Regions from separate parts of the Mus musculus genome. Here region 2 is linked to region 1. A link is a loop called in an ENCODE intact Hi-C map of the cell type or tissue named here. Cell type or tissue: left cerebral cortex. All regions are shown on one strand. Links, peaks and the distances in the headings refer to the core of each region. The heading gives the core; the rest is flanking DNA.

What was found. A loop is a pair of places that touch in the nucleus more often than their neighbours do. Peaks named below come from ENCODE experiments on the same cell type or tissue, not always from the same donor. Only the 100,000 strongest peaks of a DNase experiment are listed, where the experiment ranks them.
Region 2: a loop joins it to region 1, with 4 times the contacts of the local background. A loop is called at or near these places in 2 of 42 quality-filtered maps.

What each region holds. Positions count from the first base shown.
Region 1 is chr13:65,275,651-65,283,846 of GRCm38, forward strand. Zfp369 (zinc finger protein 369) reads left to right here and starts at 3,204. Exons shown (of 8, transcript NM_178364.5): 1 at 3,204-3,337; 2 at 3,611-3,690; 3 at 4,612-4,738. The coding sequence starts at 3,322. In left cerebral cortex, for the core only: a CTCF peak has its summit at 3,649; DNase peaks (open chromatin) are centred at 2,889, 3,067 and 3,605; H3K4me3 peaks cover 2,298 bases; H3K27ac peaks cover 1,677 bases.
Region 2 is chr13:66,901,304-66,909,499 of GRCm38, forward strand. Uqcrb (ubiquinol-cytochrome c reductase binding protein) reads right to left here and starts at 4,047. Exons shown (of 4, transcript NM_026219.2): 1 at 3,990-4,047; 2 at 1,427-1,498; 3 at 99-265. The coding sequence starts at 4,008. It overlaps Gm10767 (predicted gene 10767), which reads left to right and starts at 4,112. Exons shown (of 3, transcript NM_001177750.1): 1 at 4,112-4,318; 2 at 5,848-6,006; 3 at 6,578-7,863. The coding sequence starts at 6,642. The coding sequence ends at 6,953. It also overlaps a transcript of Mterf3 not described here. In left cerebral cortex, for the core only: CTCF peaks have their summits at 4,347 and 6,324 (motif pointing left); a DNase peak (open chromatin) is centred at 4,041; H3K4me3 peaks cover 2,097 bases; H3K27ac peaks cover 1,451 bases.

The DNA of each region.
Region 1 (8,196 bases), core at 1,362-6,361:
CACATGTACACTGTGGTATGAATGTGCATGTGCATGCGCGCACGCGCGCGCACACACGCACACACACACACACACACATAAACACACACACACACACACTAAATCAAACAAAAAAATTAATGAACTGTTTTGGTTTGTTTGTTTTTCAAGACAGGGTTTCTTTCTCTGTGCATTCCTGGCTGTCCTGGAGCTCACCCTGTAGACTAAGTAGGCTAGGCTTGAACTTACAGAGAGCCACCTGCCTCTGCCTCCCAAAGTACTGGGACTAAAGGTGTGCAACACCACCACCCAGCTTTAACATTTAAAAATAAGAACCAACTTTTAACTGAAAAGAGAACTTGCCTCCTTAAAATAATAAAGCTCTCTCTCTATTGAACCATTGGATGATCCTCATAAACAAACTCACACTGACATCTAAAATAAAACCCGTCGGTCAATGACTATTTTCCACAACTCTGTCACACAATAATAGTCTGCCAAACAGCCAGGGTTATTTAATTTGAAATATTAAAACAGGAACCAATTACTTATTCAATGGGTATGGTCCTTCTGAAAGCTACGAGATTCTAAGGAGGGCTAACGATTTAGCTCAGTCATCGGTGTTTGCCTAATATGCCACAAAGCTCTGAGTTCCGATACCAGCACCACAGAAAGATGAGCACCGTGGCCCACATCTGTACTCCTTGCTCTAGGAAGGTGCAAGCAAGAAGATTAGGAATTCAAGGTTAACCTTAACTACAAAGTTCAAGGACAGTCTGGGATATATGTGATCCAGGATGAAATGGAATGAATGAATGAATGAAAAATTCCAAGGAAGTATTATCATAGTAAAAGTGGCATAATAATCTGAGTCAATACCAAATATAAAAATTAATTGCAGAAAAAATTAACAGGGCTAGAGAGATGGCTCAGCAGTTAAGAGCACTGACTCTTCTTCCTGATGTCCCGAGTTCAATTCCCAGCAACCACATGGTGGCTCACAACCATCTGTAATGAGATCTGACGCCCTCTTCTGATGCATCGGAAGATAGCTACAGTGTACACATATACATAAAATAAAATTTAAAAAAACATTAAGAACAATATGTAGTCTATTTTAGCCGTAAGAATAAGAAGCATGACCACAGTTAGACACAGTGTTGCCAACCCTATTTAGAAACCTCAAAGGAATACATAAACCCTGGGTTGAGAAGGATAGGTCGCTAGGCTCTAGGCATCAGTATGTCTGGATCCCAAATAAGACAAGATTACATAAATCAGAACAGAATATAAAGAGACCCTAGGAATAGAATACTAGACAGTATAAGGAACACAACAGAATTCTTTGTTGTTCTGAGCTGTCTAGAGTTACAAACATACCAAATTATGATCAGGGGCAGACTTCAGGTTCCCCCAATCTAATCTGCCAATAGGAACAAACCTAGTCACAGGTTACCTAATAACTGGCATTACCAGAACCCACATCCTCTTGATGTGTATCGTACAAATGAATCCCTGTGTGTGATCAAGCCAGCTCAGTCAGTCAACAGGGTCTCAAGGGAGGGAGTGAGGATTGAAAAGAAAAAGACAATTAGACTTAATACCACTCAAACCTGTGCAGAGGCTGAAGTGGGTTTATTTTTCTCCAGTCTGTTTTTATGCCATTCTAAGTACATGCAGAGAATAAGGTCAGTTTTCAGTCAAGGAACAAACAAGGCAATAAACAAGGTCCCGTGGTATTCAGGGACTTACAAGATGATCAAGATCTTGAGCCTACTTTCTTGTCCTAGCCCAAAGTCAAATTCTTGCCTGAGCCTACTTCTGTGTTCTAGTCTAATGTCAAATTTCTGCCAAATTCCTAGAAGCTGCCCTAAGAGCTCTCCATATGCATGGATATTTACAGTTAGCCTCCCTGGGACTGAGGGTAATTTTAATTCTCCTCATACATCTCTGATCCTCCGTGTCCCTTTGTAACTGGTCTTTGCTACTTTGTCGGTTCTCTTTTTCCTCCCATTATTATCCTTACCCCCCTTTCTACCCCCTAACACTAGACAGGAAAGGAACAAGAGTAGAGGGGAGAGAGTGATTAGGAAGATCCCCGAATCTGATTTCTTTTCTCTTGCTTCTCCTTTGGCCTCAGCTACTAACAAACTACAACCAACCTCCTCCCTATACAACCAACAACTGGCCCACCCCAGCCCCCAGCCTATCGGGCTCTAACATTTATATACCCTCTGAAAAGTTCCCAGAGTTCCAAATATAACACAATTACCAAAACTCTGCTGCAGACAGAACCGCGATTCTGCTAGAGCACAAGGCAAATAAATCATGGTCAGTTGCTTCAGGCAGTCGGAAGCAGCCCTACGTCCCTATACCCGGAATCAAAATAAAAGCACCTTCTTATAATATTTGGTTTTTTTTTTTTTCAAGAAACCAAAATTCTAGAATTTTCACTACATCCCTTCCTCTGCTGGGGAAAACTGGAGAGGACATTTAGTGTAGCCTACCATATCCTTCAAGTCCACCAGGTCTCCACACTTACCACCTAAACGTTGTAAGACCATACAACCCTGCCTAAACCATACAACCCTGCTCACTCTACAGATCTGGACGCAAACGCCTGTCCTCTCATAGAAACGAGTAAAATTTTAATTCCAATGCCTAATGGCTTTCTGTTTCTACGGTTTAGTCCTTTCTTCCTCTCCCTTTAAGGACACCGCTGAAACTACAGCACGATTGCATTCTTTTCTCCTTCCCCTAAGGAAACTCGGTTAAATGACTTTGTCTTCTCTTGCCTTCGACCCACAGCCAGTCCCCATCCGGGTCCCTCCCCTCTACACTAGTCGAGCTGTGTATTCTGTGTGTCCCCTCCTTCCGCCCTCCTTCCGCCCTCCTTACTCTGCTACAAGGCGAGCATCCCCCAGCCGATCTAACACCAGCACTTCTTCCGGTTTGTCCAAGTTCATTTGCTCCTGTTAGTGGGTTCGACTCCCTCCTAGTCTCGGTCTCTGTCCACGGAGATGCTTAGCATCTTAGTAGCCTCCTTCAAAGGCTTCATCCTAGTTCTTTAGCAGCCAGTAGCAGACGCTTACGGACTTCGGCTTAGCCTGCCAACAGGAAGGACGCCAACAGATTGCCGCCGCTCGACGTCCGCGGGGGCGCCTGGGAGTTGTAGTCCGGACCAGCGAGCCGACTCAGGGGCTAGACCGACAGGCAAGAGCCATTGTGTTTATCGCAAGCACTCGTAACGCTGCGTGAAAGCCCGTCGGGGACAACTCCTATCTTCTGTTTCATTTGCAGCCTCCGGAGTCCAGTGTCGGCTTCGTTAGTGGCTCCACTTCTATGGACCCCGGAGAAGGTGTGTAGTCGTGGGTCCGGATCCTGAGGAGGCATCCCGTTCTAGATGGGGAACACGGTTTAAGAAAACCGACCGCATTCTGGATTGGAGGACATCAACCATCCCCTCTCGGTTAGAGGGGAACCTGTTTTGTAAGCTTATGGGAGTCGGGGAGAGGACTCACTGGGCACTTGGCAATTTTGGGGCGGACTGGTTATGTCCTGCAGAGGTCGGAATATGGGCAGAAGTGGGGGAGCCACTGGGCACATTCCTTAGTGCCTCTTCCACCTTCAGGACGATCAGCATTCTGCCTCCTACCGCTAGAGAACACTGAGGACAGTATGGCTTCCACGCTTCCAACAACCTGGCCCCATGTGAGTAAAGGCTTCTTTTCAGCTTTTGTGACGGCTCAGGGGCCGGCTAGTGGTGAGATGTTTGCTCTCAAATACCCTAGAGTTACGGGAGGAGTTGAAGGACTGCCCAAGAGGGGGGTTAGAATAGAAGAAACAAACAAACCGATTTCTGAACTGGAACTGGCAAGCCAGATTGAGGCAAGCCAGATTGAAGCTTTTCAATTCAAAAACAAAAAATGTTTCTATTACATTTATTTTGTGTGTGGGTATGCACATGTGTGCTATTGCCTGCTTGTGGGCACCTTTCCGGATTGCTACCCTTCTTTCAACATGAGTCCTGGAGATCAATCAAACTCAGGCTTGGTAGCCTTTACCCACTGAGCCATCTCACCAGTCCTTTTCAACTTTTTTTTTTTTTTTTTTTAAAGCTGGGGATCTGGCCAGGCTTTGGTGGCACAAGCCTTTAATCCCAGCACTTGGGAGGCAGAGGCAGGCCCGATTTCTGAGTTTGAGGCCAGCCTGGTCTACAGAGTGAGTTCCAGGACAGCCAGGGCTATACAGAGAAACCCTATCTCGACAGAACAACAACAACAACAACAAAAGCTGGGGATCTGGTTGAGAGAAACTGACAGGTGTTAGAAGATAAGAGGCTCATGTTTAGTTTTCAGCAGCTACTTTAAAGAAGTGATAATTCAAAAACAAGAAAAGAGGTATAGATGGGAGCCAACAGTCCTATCCCCTGGTTAGTGAGAAATGAACAGGTTTTCATAGACCACAGTCTCACTTGTCCCCTGATTAGTGTCAGACCGATTTGCTCAAGGATTCAGACAAAGGAACATGAGATAAGTAAAATGTAGCTGGGTCATCTTGCTCAGCCTTTCTATTTTTCTGACACCATGGAAGAGGAAAACCTGCGGCTGAACTGCATCTTATGGCTTTTAGGAATCTGTGAAGTTTGAAGATGTATCACTGAGATTTACCGAGGAAGAGTGGGCACTGCTAGATCGCCAACAGAAGTGCCTGTACAGGGAAATCATGATGGAGAACCTCAATAACATGATTTCAGTAGGTAAGCCAGGCTCCACTTTAATAAACACTTGTTTGGGTGGGTGCAGCACGCTTTTAATTCCAGGACTTCAGAGGTGGAGGAGGATTAGAAGTTCAATGCCAGGCTTGACTCTACCTGCCCCCACCCAACTCTGACATTTTCTTTTTTTTTTAAATTTTTTATTAGATATTTTCTTCATTTACCCCTGTACCCTCCCCTCACCCTGCTCCCCTACCCACTCACTCCCACTTCTTGGCCATGGGATTCTCCTGTACTGAGGCATAAAAAGTTTGCAAGACAAAGGGGCCTCTCTTCCCAATGATGGCCAACTAGCCCATCTTCTGCTACATATGCAGCTAGTGACACGAGCTCTGGGGGTACTGGTTAGTTCATATTGTTGTTCCACCTATAGGGTTGCAGAACCCTTCAGCTCCTTGGGTACTTTGTCTAGCTCCTCCATTGGGGACCCTGTGTTCCATCCTACAGATGACTTTGAGCATCCACTTCTGTATTTGCCAGGCACTGGGATAGCCTCACAAGAGACAGCTGTATCAGGGTTCTTTCAGCAATATCTTGCTGGCATATGCAATAGTGTCTGTGTTTGTTGGCTGATTATGGGATGAACCACCGGGTGGAGCAGTCTCTGGATGGTCCATCCTTTCATCTTAGCTCCAAACTTTGTCTCTGTAACTCCTTCCATGGGTATTTTCATCCCCATTCTAGGGAGGAATGAAGTATCCACACATTGGTCATCCCTCTTCTTGATTTTCTTGTGTTTGGCAAATTGTATCTTGGGGATTCTAAGTTTCTGGGCTAATATCCACTTATCAGTGAGTGCATATCAAGACACTTGTTTTGTGATTGGATTACCTCACTCGGGATGATATCCTCCAGATCCATCCATTTGCCTAAGAAGTTCATAAATTCATTGTTTTTAATAGCTGAATAGTACTCCATTGTGTAAAAGTACCACATTTTTTTATATCCATTCCTTTGTTGAGGGACATCTGGGTTCTTTCCAGCTTCTGGCTATTATAAATAAGGCTGCTATGAACATAGTGGAGCATGTGTTCTTATTACCAGTTGGAACATCTACTGGGTATATGCCCATGAGAGGTATTGCTGGATCTTCCTGTAGTACTATGTCCAGTTTAATGAGGAACCGCCAGACTGATTTCCAGAGTGGTTGTACAAGCTTGCAATCCCACCTGCAATGGAGGAGTGTTCCTCTTTCTCCACATCCTCGCCAGCATCTGCTGTCACCTGAATTTTTGGTCCTATCCATTCTGACTGGTGTGAGGAGGAATCTCAGGGTTGTTTTGATTTGCATTTCCCTGATGATTAAGGATGTTGAACATTTTTTCAAGTGCCTCTGAGCCCTTCGGTATTCCTCAATTGAGAATTCTTTGTTTAACTCTGTACCCCATTTTTTAATGGGGTTATTTGAATTTCTGGAGTTCAGCTTCTTGAGCTCTTTGTATATATTGGGTATTAGTCCCCTATCAGATTTAGGATGGGTAAAAATTCTTTCCCAATCTCTTGGTGGCCTTTTTGTCTTATTGATAGTATTTTTTGCCCTACAGAAGCTTTGCAATTTTATGAGGTTCCATTAGTCGATTCTTGATCTTACAGCACAAGCCATTGCTGTTCTGTTCAGGAATTTTTCCTCTGTGCCCATATCTTCAAGGTTTTTCCCCACTTTCTTCTCTATAAATTTCAGTGTCTCCAGTTTTATGTGGAGGTCTTTGATCCACTTAGACTTGAGCTTTGTACAAGGAGATAAGAATGGGTCAATTAGCATTCTTCTACATGATAACTGCCAGTTGTGCCAGCACCATTTGTTGAAAATGCTGTCTTTTTTCCACTGGATGGTTTTAACTCCCTTGTAATCAAGTGACCTTGTAATCAAGTGGGATCATTTCTGGGTCTTCAATTCTATTCCATTGGTCTACTTGTCTGTCACTATACCAGCACCAGGCAGTTTTTATCACAATTGTTCTGTAGTGCAGCTTGAGGTCAGGCATGGTGATTCCACCAGAGGTTCTTTTATTGTTGAGAATAGTTTTTGCTATTCTTGATTTTTTGTTATTCCAGATGAATTTGCAAATTGCCCTTTCTAACTCAGTGAAGAATTGAGTTGGAATTTTGATGGGGATTGCATTGAATCTGTAGATTGCTTTCAGCAAGATGGCCATTTTTATGATATCAATCCTGCTAATCCATGAGCATGGGAGATCTTTCCATCTTCTGAGATCTTCAATTTCTTTTTTCAAAGACTTGAAGTTCTTATCATACAGATCTTTCACTTCCTTAGTTAGAGTCACACCAAGGTATTTTATATTGTTTGTGACTATTGTGAAGGGTGTTGTTTCCCTAATTTCTTTCTCATCCTGTTTATCCTTTGTGTAGAGAAAGGCAATTGATTTGTTTGAGTTAATTTTATATCCAGCTACTGCACTGAAGCTGTTTATCAGGTTTAGAAGTTCTCTGGTGGAATTTTTAGGGTCACTATCATATCATCTGCAAATAGTAATATTTTGACTTCTTCCTTTACAATTTGTATCCCCTTGATCTCCTATTGTTGTCGAATTGCTCTGGCTAGGACTTCAAGTACTATATTGAATAGGTAGGGAGAAAGTGGGCAGCCTTGTCTAGTCCCCAATTTTAGTGGTATTTCTTCGAGTTTCTCTCCATTTAGTTTGATGTTGTTGGCTACTGGTTTGTTGTTGATTGCTTTTATTATGCTTAGGTATGGGCCTTGAATTCCTGATCTTTCCATGACTTTTATTATGAATGGGTGTTAGATTTTGTCAAATGCTTTCTCAGCATCTAATAAGATGATCATGTGATTTTTGTCTTTGAGTTAGTTTATATAGTGGATTACATTGATTGATTTCCATATATTAAACCATCCCTGCATCCCTGGGATGAAGCCTACTTGGTCATGATGATGATTGTTTTGATGTGTTCTTGGATTTGGTTTGCAAGAATTTTATTGAATATTTTTGCATCAATATTCATAAGGGAAATTGGTCTGAAGTTCTTTTTCTTTGTTGGATCTTTGTGTGATTTAGGTATCAGAGTAATTGTGGCTTCATAGAATGAACTGGGTAGAGTACCTTCTGTTTCTATTTTGTGGAATAGTTTGAGGAGAGTTGGAATTAGGTCTTCTTTGAAGGTCTGATAGAACTCTGCACTAAACCCATCTGGTATTGTTTTTTTGCTGTTTTTTGTTGTTGTTGTTGTTGTTGTTTGGTTGGGACACTGTTAATGACTGCTTCTACTTCTTTAGGGGAAATGGGACTGTTTAGATCATTAATCTGATTCTGACTTAACTTTGGTACCTGGTATCTGTCTAGGAAGTTGTCCATTTCATTGAGGTTTTCCATATTTGTTGAGTATAGCCTTTTGTAGTAGGATATGATGAAGTTTTGGATTTCCTCAGGATCTGTTGTTATGTCTCCCTTTTCATTTCTGAT
Region 2 (8,196 bases), core at 1,613-6,612, 1.6 Mb after region 1:
GAGAACACTAAAACACTGAACAAACAAGCATGTTTCTCCTGTTTCTGATACTGCATCTTGAGTGACTAACACTGCTAGACACATCAAACCTGTTCTACCTCCTCATATTTTGTCCACTGATCCTTAGGCAAGATCTGATGCCTCATAGTCAGGTCCAGGGCTCTCTTAATTCGAAACATCCTGTCATTATAAAGGTCCTCAGGAAGCCTTCTTATGGCTTCTTTTACATCTTCAGTTTCATGTAGTGTATCATCTCGCATTAACCCTGCAATAGGAACAGAAGAACCAGATTAAAGAACAATCCAAAAAAAGTGATTTTTGTTTGTTTTGCACTTTTCAGACAGCCTCATTTTGTAGCCATTGCTAGCATTGAACTCATAGAGAATCATTTGTTTCTTCCCAATCAGCCTTAGACTCATTTGCCTCGAAACAACCATCTTCTTGCCTCTGCCTCCCCAATAATAAAATTACATAACTCACCATATCTGGTAGGAGCTTTTCATGTATGTGTGTGTGTGTGTGTGTGTGTGTGTGTGTGTGTGTGTGTGTATGTGTACATGTACACACGTATCTCCAGTACATGTGGAGGCCAAAGGGTAAACCTGAGGTATCAGTCCTTGAGTTTTCACCTTGTTTGAGATCGTCCCTGTGCTGCTACTATATAAGCTAACCACCCAGTGTCTAGCGATTCCTGTCTCTGCTCCCACCTTCCCAGAGTAGCACACTGCTTGCGCTGTGTCAACTTTTATGTGGGTTCTGAACTCAGATCATCAGACCTGTGGAGTCACTGAGCTATCTCCTCCACATAGAACTTTTCTCTTCTAATGAACAAAGAAAGATAGAAACCAAATGTGTTTTAGGCCCAAGTTACTGCTTGAAGAAATATATAGGCTTTTTAAAAGCACTATGAATCAGTTCAGAAAGCATGTAAAATGTGTACCTTGACCTTGAAACCATGTGGACCCCATCTCTTCTTCTAATCTGAGATCATTATATGATATAACTGGGACTGACCAGGGAGGTGGGTAGGCAGGTGAAGGTACTATTTACAGTCCAAAGTCTGATCCCTGGACACCATGAAGGAAGGAGAACTAGCTTCCAGAAGTCTTCCTCTAACCTCCACAAGCACACCTTGGTATATGTGCAACTGATAAATTTTTTAAAGGCATAAAGAACTCAAATTTATACCAAGAAACCCTAAGATCTGCTGATGCTTCCATTCGGCTTCTAGACCACAATGTGAAGTTCACTGCTAAGTAGACAACACTAAGTTCAAACACCACATAAAGATCAAAAATTCAAAAACAGTTTATTTTTAAATCTGATACACACAAAAACAAATGATCTCTTTTGAACTATAGGAATTCTTTAAAAGTACTGAATTCAGGGAGAACAAGAGAAGGAGGACCACAGAATGGATACTCACCCAGTTTATTGAATCCTGCAGCATTATAATACCACTTTCGAAAACCATCCAGCCACTTGCTTGATGCTGAAACTATAATTACCACAATGTTAGTTGCTACAATATACTTACAAAGCAATAGACCAATTGGTAAAGAACCAGTTATCTTATAAACCTAAGAATCCCCTTGTATACAATGTAGATAATCATTTCACTCATGACACTGTGGGAACAAATGGTAAACTCAAAACTAAAGGTGCCTAATAGCCACAGGTATACTTCCTGCCACTTTGGGTTCTCAGAGTCCAACACCCTTCTCCTGCTACCATAAGAACTGAAGGACCAGAGACAGGAAAGGATCTGAAGCACTTCTGTCTTTTGTAGCTGCGGAAATAACTTTTTCTTTTCCAAGGAGGTGGAGCTATAAGATTTCAGGTTAAGTGGCAGGCCTCTAGTCTCCAAAACTTTTAGTTTACATTGTCTTATTTGGCTATCATCCTTAAAATTATAATTTTACATAAAATATAATTTATAATTATTTCTAGAAAAACTTTCATACTATCAGCTAATTTAAATACCAATATATTAGTAAAAGAAGCCTATTTTCCTTTTCTCAAACAGCAAACTGTTCGTCAAGGGAATAATAGTATTTGAACATGGATAAGAAGAAACATTCAATGTTAAATTTAAATCTCTTAATGTAACAAAGCATGCCTGTAATCTCAGCATGCAGGAAGTTGAGACTGTGAATACCAAGCCTTGTGTAAACAAACAAACAAACAAACAAACAAACAGAGATACAAAAACTAAAATAGGGGCTGGGAATATGGTTCAGCCTTAGAGTTCGTGCCTAGCATGCAAAAAACTCTATTCAAAAACAAACTTAAACCATTTGGGGAAGAAGACTGAGCCTGAGAGAGGTAAAGGAGAAGAGGCAAGGAAGCAGGAGAGTGCCTGATGTTGACCAGACGTGGTACAAGAAAGAAGATAGAGCAAGCTTAACCTTTCTTTTTAAAATGTGAGGGGTAGGGGAGGGAACATGTGACTGCCAGAGGACGTTGTCATCCTTTTCATTTTTGAGATGGCATCTCTCACTGGCTTGGAAGTGCCAAGTACATTAGGCTAAAAGGCCAGTGAACCCCAAGATCACTTGTTTCCTTGTCTCCAGCTCTAGGATTAAAAGCATGGATTAGGGCTACTGAGACGTGTCTCATATAATGGAACTCAGTTTATTTAAAAAGAAAAAGCTCAACAAACAAAATGGGTTCTGAGAACCGAAATCAGGCCAGTATTTACATTGCAAGGCAAACTTTTTACCAACTGAGCTATATTCTCAGTCCCTAAGCGTTAAGGCTACTTTCTTACCATAGAAGGAAAAAGAGGCTCCCTTCTTATTATCTCCTTCTAATTTCCTAATCCTCAGTACAGATTACTACATGGCTTCCTCCAACCTTTAAATTAGAAGTCATGCATAAAATTGTTTCTAAGAGAAATTTAAATTGTCAAGGGCTAATGCTCAGTTGGTATATTGCTTGCCTAACATACACCACAAAGCCCTGGGCTCCAACTCCAGCACTACATAAAACATGCATAGTGATTCATTCCTGCAATTCCAGCATTTTTAGGGTGGAGGAAAAAAGAATCAGAGGTTCAAGGTCATTCTTCAATACACAGCTAACTTGGGCTACCCTGGCTCAAAAAATAAAAATATTAAAAAAAAGCATAAGAACTAAATTGTTAACACAGCAGTGATTATAATATCGATTAATATTTACTTAACAAATGTGTCAGGCACTACTCTGTTTGCCACATTATAGATCAAAAGCCTGTTGCAGAAAAGGAAGCTGGCTTACGTAAGTATTAAACTCAACAAAACAGAATACTTTTCCTAAAATTGTGTCAAATGGGTAAAATTAATGCCTTCAGAATTTCCAGGGACTGTGAGAAGGTTATCAGTATTGTTTTTAAAGACTATTCCAACGTATACCATCAGTGGGCAAAGATTAAGCTTTAAAAAAAAATAGGAGGGGAGAGGGTGAGTAATATTTGATGTGAAAACATTCTGGCACTCTATCTCAAATTTGTTCTAGTGCCTACATTAAACAAAAGTCCTTACAGCCCTGCAGCCCCAGCTCACCGTCCAGATATGCCAAGGTTAACCTGAAACCTCACTATAACCCTATCTTACTTCCTTTTAATTCTTCTGACAAGTCTTAGGAGCGTCATGCGGGCTCGGGCGCTGTTTGCTCCGATCACTGTCACTGAAGTGGCCTGCGCCTGACTCCAAATGCTCCCCACTACTCGCTGTGGCTGTCGTCTGCTGACCTCCTCACCTCCCTAAGCTGTCCCAAGGCGGAGGGGAAGGAGGCCGAACCCGGTCAGCCCCGCTGGGCTCCTTCCGGCAGAGGTCCCTGTTCTAACCCTCAGGCAGGCCCGACCTGGCTCAGCGAAACCTGTCCTTTGAGCTGCTGGGTCGCCACGTCTCTTATCACAAACTAGCTATTTAGCTAACGCAAAAGGAGAACAAGTTCGTGAGAAAATACAACCGCTCCACGATACCCACAAAGGAGGAGTAATTACTCACCAGCAGATCGGCCCGCCATTTTGACCTGAGAGTGAAGCGCTGCCTTCTGGGTAAGTCCTAGAGGACACGCCGGGCTCCTACGCAGGCGTCCTGGATACTTTAGGAAGGGGAAGGGAGGGGCAGGCGCTGCTCTGACCGCCAGCAGAAGGCATTTACTCTTTCCTACCTGAATGGACTCCACACATTAGGCTGATCTTTTTGTGTGCCTTGTTACAAAAAACATTCTTCGCGACACAATGGGGAAAGTACTGCGAAATTAGGAGACAGTGTTATTCAATGCTCTGTTATAGGAAAGAACCTTTGCGGAATAAATGGAGTCTTGGAGACAGGTAATGTAGTAAATGATTTTCAGGCAAACCGCATCTCAAAATGCATGGAGGGGATGCTAGGACGCTAGAGGACGCTTGATGCTCAAATTCTTTATGTCAAATGGTGCGGTGTTTTAATATAATGTATACACTATTGCATTCTTTAAATCACCTCAGGATTACTTTAATACAGAATATAAAGTAAGCACCACACAAATAACTGTTATACTGCACTATTTTGGAAGTAACACAGGTATAATGAACATTTATAGTTAACACAGATATACCCCTTCCCGATCTGTGGTAGACTCAATCTATAGGTCTGCAATCTTTGGGTTCAGAAGTGTGGCTATATTCTCATTTAATTCTAAATCATCAGTGTAATTACTGGTGCTATCAGTATTGAAGAGAGAAGGAAGCTGAGCCTCAGAAAAGTTCAATAAGTTATCCAAGGGCATTGAAATTGGGTAGAGTCCAGGTTTGTTTGTTTGTTTGTTAACTAGAATTGAGAAATCCAGTTTCAAATTCGGGCTTCCTTATTTCTAGGATCATATGCTGCACAACCAATCCCAGATAACTTTCAGCTTCTAGGCTTCACTTTCCCCACCTAAAAATCCCTATCAAACAATTTTAGTAGAAAGTTAGGTTGGATAAGCTTTAAAAATATTAACTTTAAGGTAGGAGTAAATGGCACATGCAAGATCCAAGAATTCAGTAGTCTGAGGCAGGAGGATCCCTGCAAGTTCAAGACTACAGTTGTCTACATAGTGAATCTGGCATCAGTCTGCAAGACCTTACCTAAAACAAAACAACAACAACAAAACCCCTAAGATATATTTAGAATTTGCATATAGTATTAAAAATGGAGCAAGCAGAAAGACTATAGACTGTGCTTTCAAGATCTCAACCCCAACAGGTAGAGTCTAAAATAAAAAACTAAGGACAGAAAGTGGAGTTACTGTTGAGTTTTACTATGACTCGATAGTGGTCTTTTTTTTTTTTTTTTTTGAGGTAGATACTATTTATTATTTCTTGGTTTCCCTCTCATTGACATCAACTATCTTTTCTGAATTTTGGACTGGATTTAATGTCAAAAATACAGAAATGAGCTGGGCAGTGGTGGTGCACGCCTTTAATCCCAGCACTTGGGAGCCAGAGGCAGGCAGATTTCTGAGTTCGAGGCCAGCCTGGTTTACAAAGTGAGTTCCAGGACAGCCAGCAGGGCTATACAGAAAAACCCTGTCTCAAAAAAAAAAAAACAAAACAAAAAAAACAAACAAAAAAAAAACAGAAATGTAGACAAAATTATTCAGTAATAAAGCCAGTGTTCTGAATCCAATACAAAATTAGTTGCTGATACATAGCTCAAATATAAACAGTGTACTTTATTAAAGCTCAATAGTGGTCTTACCATGCTGTCTTTCAGACTTAAGCTGAGACCCAGGACAGCATAGAACTGTCTCATTATGAATCCAAAATGTTATGTAATGATTTTAGTCAGAAGTTCTAGTTCCGTTGCCTTCTTCCCTTTTCTTCTGTTTCTGATGCAGCTCTCGGACTATATGCAGTGGCCACCATGAAGTCTGAAGGATAGGAGTAAATATATACATTTGTACACTGGCACATTGTAAAGGGGATTCATTAAACTTCACCCTGAGAAGTTTCAGCGCCAGGGTGAAAGATGCTAAAGAAGAAGATCATATGTCAAGGTATGTCAAAAAGTATCATATATATACATATACATATACATACATACATACATACATACATACATACATACATACATACATATATATATATATATATATATATATATACATACATACATACATGAATAACAGTCACAAAATCCAGTCTTATGTGCAGTAAGCCTAGGGCTTAGTGTTTGCTCATGCTTGTTAATGTTGGTTTGAAACGTTTTAGGGGGTTGGGGTAGTGGCTCAGTGGTTACAAACAACTTGATGCCCTTCCAGAGGACCTCAGTTCAGTTCCAAGTTGCATCACCACCTATAACTTCAGCTCTAAGAGATCTGATGCCCTCTTCTGGTCTTGTGGGTACCCGTATGCATGTGTGAACATTCACATATACACACAAATTACTAAAACAAATCCTAAAAATATTTTTTAAAAGGTTTTCTTTCTTTCCTCCTGGCATAGAAATTACACTTTGATTCTTTAAATTTTTGACATATACATGTGATGCATTGGCACACCCCTCACACACGCCTGCAAAAAAATTTTAAAGATAAATCTTTTAGATTTCTTTTCCCCGGGGTGCAGTGTAGACTGCTGAGGTCTCCAGCGCATCCCGAGAAGGATCTTAAAAATTGTACAGAACTTCAAGATGAGTGATACTTCTGAAGTAATTCCAAATTTTGAAGACATGTTTGCAAGCAGATTCACGAAAGATGGCAAAGAATACCAGGAATACTTGAAACGCCCTCCTGAGTCCCCTCCAATTGTTGAGGAATGGAATAGCAGAGCTGGTGGTAACCAAAGAAATAGAGGCAACTGGCTGCAAGACAACAGACAATTTAGAGGTAGGGATAACAGACAAGGATGGCCAACTGACAACCGGTCAAATCAGTGGCATGGATGGACATGGGGTAACAACAACTACCCACAGCAGAGACCAGAGCCCTACTATCAACAATAGTACACACAGTATGGCCACAACCAGCGGCCTCCATATGGTTACTACTGACAGAAATGTCAGCAGCTTTTAACAAAGACCTTTTATTTTGACAACGTGCTAAATGCTTGTGTGTCTTCTGTTGGTCATAGTTTTTCATTCTATTTTAAAGAATGGGTTATTAATTGATTAGAACTTGAGACTTGGAAAAAAGTAATCTTATTATAAACCTGATGATTGATGGGAATAAATTTACTGAGTGAGGATTATTTGACTTATCTTACATACTGTTTTGTTCTATGATTTGGTAGTGTTTTGAGTTTTCCTTATTTGGACTCTAGGGATTCTGTATCACAGAAATAAAAATTTTTAATTAAAATGCTGGCTTTTGCTGTATGAAAGAATAGCATGCTCACATGTGCTCGCCTCTGAAGTGTTTCAGAGGCTAGGACTGTCAGTCTGTGAAAACACACCCATAATTACTTACAGTAATTGAACAGCAGTTCAGTTGAAAGGTAAAACAGGTATGTCGCTTCTGTGTTTGTATGTGATCATGGTGTCTTGTGGTTTATAAGTGAGTCAGCTCCAGAACTGCTTTGGTTCTATGTGGAAGGACTCATTTTCTGTGCAGCCTCCTGAGGCGGTAGAGGGTGGGATGGTAGCACTCAACATTTTGTATATCCCAAGGTTTTTGTAAACTTACAACAAGGAAGACATGGATGTACGCTGTAACACAATACTCATGTAAATATTGTTGCATTTTGATTGGTTTGGTATTATGTATTGATTTTTATGAGATTATTTTCATTTTCAAATGCTTACCTTTGATGCTTCCTCTTACAGCTATAGTAAGGCTGTCACTTGCTTCAGAACAATCATTCTTGAAATATTTTCATAACAGATTTATTCAAATAAAAAAATTTAAAGTCCTTAGTATATTATGTGTGTACCAAGTTGTGAAAGAATGAATAAATTGCATTAAAATGTAGGCAACTTAAAAAAAATTTCTTTTCCCTTTAGTAGACTGCCAACACCCAAGTCATAATAACAGTGTCTAGGATGCATCACTCTGTACCCTTAAACCACTTTTACTCGCAAGATAGACATCATCAAGAAACAAACCTTTATGGTTTAAAATTGCTTAAAATTTTAGGATTGTCCATGACAGTAGCACAACTAACCTATTCTTGGTGTGCCCCTGTATGTGTTAAGTTTGTCAATGTGTGCATGTATGTATACATGTATGTGTGTAGGCATGTGGATGCCA